2 separate regions of the Homo sapiens genome follow, and region 1 is linked to region 2. A link is a contact called in ENCODE Hi-C or POLR2A ChIA-PET data. All regions are on one chromosome and are shown on one strand. The core of a region is the stretch at or near the end of the contact, and the rest is flanking DNA. Distances in the headings are between cores, read along the strand shown. Region 1 holds the start of CRIP3 (cysteine rich protein 3). Region 2 has its middle 10 kb from the start of BICRAL.

What was found. Hi-C counts contacts between places; a loop is a spot of excess contacts on that map. ChIA-PET counts read pairs that join two places held with the same protein, here RNA polymerase II (POLR2A). Pooled maps may share reads with other maps.
Region 1: a loop to region 2 is called in a pooled map, with 2.0 times the contacts of the local background. The contact joins the promoter of CRIP3 here to the enhancer-like site in region 2. A Hi-C loop is called at or near these places in 1 of 50 pooled maps. POLR2A ChIA-PET finds 5 or more read pairs at or near these places in 4 of 52 experiments (A673, T-cell, WTC11 and 1 more).

What each region holds. Positions count from the first base shown.
Region 1 is chr6:43,307,513-43,310,620 of GRCh38, forward strand. CRIP3 (cysteine rich protein 3) reads right to left here and starts at 1,314. Exons shown (of 8, transcript NM_206922.3): 1 at 1,238-1,314; 2 at 803-897; 3 at 327-384; 4 at 100-231. The coding sequence starts at 1,280. It also overlaps the pseudogene RPL12P47. RefSeq lists an enhancer at 1-831.
Region 2 is chr6:42,770,316-42,773,484 of GRCh38, forward strand. It overlaps a transcript of BICRAL not described here. Among named protein-coding and RNA genes, the nearest start is that of BICRAL, 10 kb to the right of the region's middle. RefSeq lists a silencer at 464-513 and an enhancer at 984-1,183. Within about 2 kb of position 1,641, at least 18 of the 41 ENCODE cell types and tissues checked have a DNase peak (open chromatin) inside an H3K27ac peak, as active enhancers do.

The DNA of each region.
Region 1 (3,108 bases), core at 64-2,563, 540 kb after region 2:
AGCAGAGGGCTGGATAGGAGACTGCCACCTGGCCCAACCTCCGCTCCAGCTTGGGGAAGGGTCGGGAGGAGGACTGGGAGGAGCTGAGCCCAGCCTTACTTTTCTTGCCTTGGGGGAGGCCAGTCCTTGGCCTGGGAGGGCTGAAGCTGCTGGGGCTGAGAGGAGTGGTGCAGCCAGGGCTGGGAGTGGGGGGATTGTACAAGTAGGAGCCTACACCACCAATGTTCACCCCTGAAGAGAGAATAGGGGAGGTCAGGCTTGAGCCCCCAGCTCCCAGCCACAAGGAGGGTTCTGCTGACCCATGGCCCCTTAAGGCTGGTACTTACCCCTGGGTCCAAAGAGAGCCCCATAGCATGGCTTGTGGCAGTATGGCCTCCCATTGTGCTGGGCACAAGCAGAGGGAAGTGGGTTACTCAAGGCCAGCGGGAGCCATGCCCCACAGGCCTTCACCCCAGACAGGCTGCCAGGTGTGTCTGTCCACTGGCTGAGTCTGGTGGGCCTGGGAGGGGTGGGGGATGGGCTGGCATGCCAGCATTTCCACTGTGGTCAAGGGAGGAAGAGCAAGAGCAGCTCAGAAGGTGACGCTGCTTCCCACTCACCCTGATCCCCAAAACCATGGGATCCACAGTCACGACCCAGGTTCCCAAATTCCTGGCTGGTGTGGGGTCCACCAGGTGGGCGGCCTTGGGGTTGGCTACTGAGGTTCCCTTTGGCAGGCCTCCAGTGCTGAAGTTGGGGGCTGGTGCCTGGGGGGTGGGAGGCAGTGATGTAAACAGGGCAGTGCTCCCTGGCCAGGTCTTACCTCTGCATGCCCGCCAGGGGACAGGATGCTGTGGCAGCGCTCACATTTCAGGCAGAAGCGGTGCCAGTTCTTGCCCAGGGAGCTCACCTTCTCAGCTGTGGAGGACAAAGTGGAACCGAGCTGCGAGGAGCCTGTCCAAGCATAGGGCCCCTCCTTTCCCTCTTCGGCCCTCTAGGGAATTAGGTTGGCCTGCCCTGCTTCCTGGAGATGAGTGTCTCCAGGAGGCCAGCTCCATCCCGCTCCGGTTTCACACTCCCCACAGAGCTCTCAGAGGAAGGGAGAAGACCCGAGTGGGAGCGGGTGGTGCGGAGACTACCAGCCGCTGCAGGTGAAAAGGGTGTCTGGGACTACACTGTGGCTAGCCCTCCGCGTCCTCAGGGAATCCAGCGGCTCCCATTCGCCCCATCTTCTCCCCCTCCGCAGCCCGGGCCTCACCGAAGAAAACAGGTTGCTGGCAACGCGGACAGGTCCAGCTCATAGCTCCGCTCCAGGCAGCGCACGCGGCACACAGTAGGTACGCCGCTGCGGCTCAGTTCCGCCCCCTCCGCAGGCTCCACCCACGGCTCAGCTTTGAGCCTCCCTGGGCGGAATCCGCGGTTCCTCGGCGCTCATTGGTTATCAGAAATTTAGAACCACTCCACTTGGGAGACAAAGGGCTATTTCGCTGTTACTTCAAAGAGCATTAAAGCCTCGGTCAGACCCACGGGGAGGAGAGAGGATCTTGAAGCCGTGGACTCCAGACTAGGAAGGCACATGTGTAACGAAGACACCTGGACAGGGAGCTCTACTAGTTTCTGGAGCGGTAAGGACAGGAAAAATGTCCACAGTGCAGACATCATTAAAACACTACTCTCTCCAAAGCGAGGGAGTAGGCATTCTTTGAAATGCAAAATTCCACCTTGGCAGTATAGCAAGTGGTTGAAAGCAACAAAATCTGGAGCCCGTCTCTGGTACCCTACTCTTTGACTTCAGGCAAATTACTGAACCTCCCTCTCTGCCTCCATTTTCTCATCTGTGCAATGAGTATGATAACAGTCTCTGCCTCATAGGATTGTTATGAGAGTTAAATAGGTTAATACATGTAGAGTGCCCAAACAGCGCCTGGCATGTAAACGCTGTAACAGCTATAGCTATCACTATGATGGATCCCTTAATGAACTCAAGACTCGGTTTGGAAGCCTCAGAACATGGTCTGTATACAATCGTTTACTCCTAAAGCTGTAGGGTGGCTGGACACAGTGGCTGACACCTGTAATCCCAGCACTTTGGGAGGCCAAGGTGGGCGGATCGCCTGAGGTCAGGAGTCCAAGACCAGCCTGGCCATCGAGGCGAAACTGCGTCTCTACTAAAAATACAAAAATTAGCTGGGCGTGGTGGCGCATGCCTGTAATCTCAGCTACTCGGGAGGCTGAGGCAGGAGAATCGCATGAACCGGGAGGTGTGGAGGTTGCAGTGAGCCGAGATCGCACCACTGTACTCCAGCCTGGGGGACAAGAGCGAGACTCCATCTCAAAATAAATAAATAAATAAAAATGAAAACCAACTACACATTTCTAATCTGGTTTGCTTTAAAATTTTTAAATATTTGTGTTTTTAATGAATGTATTTATTTGAGGCAGGGTCTCTGTTGCCCAGGCTGGAATGTAGTGGTGCATCGTAGCTCACTGCAGTCTCCACCTGCCCGGCTCAAGCGATCCTCTCACTTTAGCCTCTGGAGTAGCTGGGACTACAGACACATGCCACCACACCTGGCTAATTTTTGTATTTTTTGTAGAGATGGGGTTTTGCCATGTTGCCCAGGCTGGTCTCGAATTTCTGGGCTCAAGCGATCCACCTGCCTGGGCCTCCCTAAGTGCTGGGATTACAGGTATATGCCCCCATGCCCAGATAAATATTTGTTAAAAGTAGTTCAATAGACTCTCTGGCACCATTAAAGAGATCCTGGGGACTGCCCAGTCTGTGGGCTGTAATGTTGATGGCCGCCACCCTCATGACATCATAGATGATATCAACAGTGGTTCTGTGGAATGCCCAGCCAGTTAAGCACAAAGGAAAATATTTCAATAAAGGATCATTTGACAACTGGTGGAAAAAAAAAAAAGTAGTTCAATAGTGCTTCAAAGGATATTTCAAGAAATTTAAATCCAGAGAATGGAAGAAATATTTGCAAATCTGATAAGGATCTAGTAACCAGATTATATAAATAACTTATAATGCAATAACAAAAAGACAACCCAATTAAAAGTGAGCAAAGTATTTGAATAGATGTTTTTCTAGAGATACACAAATGGCCAATAAGCACATGA
Region 2 (3,169 bases), core at 391-2,890:
CCTCTCGGGTTCAAGCGATCCTCATGCCTCAGCTTCCCGAGTAGCTGGGATTACAGGCACGTGCCACCATGCCCGGCTAATTTTATTATTATTATTATTTTTTTTTTTTTTTTTTTGAGACGGAGCCTTGCTCATATTGCCCAGACTGGAGTGCAGTGGCGCAATCTCAGCTCACTGCAACCTCCACCTCCCAGGTTCAAGCGATTCTTCTCCCTCAGCCTCCAGAGTAGCTGGGATTACAGGCACCTGCCACCATACCCAGCTAATTTTTTGTATTTTTAGTACAGACGGGGTTTCACCATGTTGGCCAGGCTGGTCTCGAACTCCTGACCTCAGGTGATCCACCCGCCTCGGCCTCCCAAAGTGCTGGGTTTACAGGCATGAGCCACCCCACCCGGTCAGTGTTTTTGTTTTTTTCGGTCTGGAGTGCAGTGGCGCAATTTCCACTCACTGTAGCCTCCACCTCCCGAGTTCAAGTGATTCTCCTGCCTCAGCCTACCGTGTAGCTGGGATTCCAGGTGCCCGCCACCACGCCCCGCTAATTTTTGTATTTTTAGTAGAGACGGGGTTTCACCACGTTGGCCACGAACTCCTGACCTCAAGTGATCCGCCTGCCTCGGCCTTACAAAGTGCTGGGATTACAGGCGTGAGCCACCGCACCCGGCCCTCCCCTCTCTGAACAGGATTGCCTACTCTGTCCTCCGACTCCCAGAGCTTTTCACTGACACCTGGGGACTGCTGGGTCCCTCCTTCTCTCCTAGCCTGCCCAGGGCCACCCCAAGCCTGCAGTAGATTTTCATTTATCTCTGTAAGAACGTTTACAAGGACATGGAGCAAATTAGCATCACACAAATGACGATGCTGCAAATGAGCGGTGTACAGGGTTGGCGGGTGTTGCAGGCAGGTTTCCTGTCGTTGGCGCCACGTGCTGCAGAAAGAGGACCCCTCCCCCTGCGGGCCGCCGCTGCGCCCGTGCATCCGTCACAGGTACAATTCGCACCGGAACTTGCGGCCCGGCTTCATTACGTGATGCTTTTTAGCTGCTCTGGTTTCTTTTTGTTTTTTCTACTTTTCTCATTTGTTTGTGTTGTTAGGGACCGCCTAGTGAGAAATTGAGCTTCAGGCTGCGCAGATAGAAAGGCCTCTATATCTGCATCCCCACCCCTGTGGGGGTGGCGGGGGGTGGTGGGGGGGTCCTGTCTGAAGTGGTAGGGAAGGAGGGTTTTGAGGTTTTTGACTATTTGCTTGCAAGTATCTAAGTAAGAGATTTGTTTGCCCACATTTGCACTCTCTTGGCTAGCAACCCGACAAAATATTTTCTGATGGTTTTTCGTGTATGTGGTTTTTGTTTTTGAGGGAGAGAATAATTAACACCTTGGTTAAATTGTACTGAGATACAATGGCTGTTTTTAAAAATTGCTGTTAACTGAAGGGTTGAAGCTAGTATAATTCCCAGGCTCAGCCTCTTGGGAGGCTGAGTCTCCAATAGCATAGTCTTCAATAGACTATGCTGTGAATTGTAATCAGAAAAGAAAAAAAAATTAGACACGAGCAAAAGCAATTAAAGTATTTATTCTCCAATATTCGCATTTCTGCATTTGTCAGCAGCTGTGGAACTGTCACAAGATATGCTGATTTGGTTGTGGTATGTGCCTGTCTGGGGAGGGGAGGAGGAGGATGAAGGCAGACTGTAAACAAATCATTATTGTAAAGTGATCAGTGGGTAATAGAGGCGTGTATAGAGTGCATAGAGAAGGGACTCACTCATTTTAAGCAATGTTTTTCAAATGGGGTCACCTCCATTAGTGAATCATGAAGTCCTTTACCAAGTGCCTAACAGCATTTGAAAAAATAAAGACAATATAGAATGAAATACATCAAGATGCATCCTCCATAGTAGGTTTAGATATTTTTTTTTCAAAAACCTTTGTTTCAATTATATATCTACTGAATTACAATGTGAAATGTGTTTCTTGGGATTGAGTCTCAAGCAAAGATGTTTGAAAGCCACTGAGTTAGGCGACGGGAGAAGGCTTCCCAGAGGAGGTGGCATTGGAGCTGGGCCTTGAAGAATGGTGGACTTGTGCCACAGGAAAAGGGAATTCCAGGCAGATGGGAAAGGATATGTCCAAATCTGGATCTGTTTGTTCAGGGGCAGGGTATTCTCTGTAAAGGGACCACAGGGTACTAGGAGAGGACTGGCTCGAGATGTGCCTGGGGAGGCAGGTGGAGCCAATTACCGAGCCACTTGAAAGTACATATACCACTTCTCAGCTTGCCCTAGAAATTCCCATTCTCTGGTTATGGATTTGGGTTTGGGAATCTGTACTTGCAATAAACATCCCTGGGCAGTGAGGCAGTGAGGTGCTGATGAAGGTGTGACACAACCAGCTCTAGAATCTAGAAAGATGATCTTTGTAGCAATTTGGATAGGAGATCAATGGGAGGCCAAGCAATAGGCGGACCTGAATTCAGGTGATGGTAATTGGCAAAGAATTACCATTGAGGGAGGATGGTATTCGAGGGAGATTTTGGAAGTGAGTTTTGTAGGGACCAAGGGAAAGCTTCACCTCCGCCCTGTGAAAGTTTGCTGAAAATGAACTGGCAGTAGACAGATTAAGAGGAGAAAAGACATAACAATTTATTTAATATTTAACATGTATAGCATGGGGGAATAGCAGGAGAATGATTACCCAATAACCCAATGAGGTCCAGGTGCCTAAGTACCCTTCTTCACAGAAGAAGGGGAGATGGGGAGTGGAGCAATTTTTTTTTTTTTTTGAGACGGAGTCTTGCTCTGTCGCCCGGGCTGGAGTGCAATGGCACGATCTCGGCTCACTGCAACTTCTGCCTCCTGGGTTCAAGGGATTCTTCCGCCTCAGCCTCCTGAGTAGCTGGGATTACAGGCACCCGCCATCATGCCCAGCTAATTTTTGTATTTTTGTAGAGACAAGGTTTCGCCATTTTGGCCAGGGTGGTCTTGAACTCCTGACCTCAGGTGATCCACCCACCTCAGCCTCCCAAAGTGCTGGGATTACAGTCGTGAGCCACTGCACCTGGCTGCAATTAAAAAAAAAAATTAAAAAAATACAAAGCATCGCCATGTTGCCCAGGCTGGTCTCGAACTTCTGGGCTCAAGCAGTTCTCTAGCCTAGGCCTCCTAAAGTAC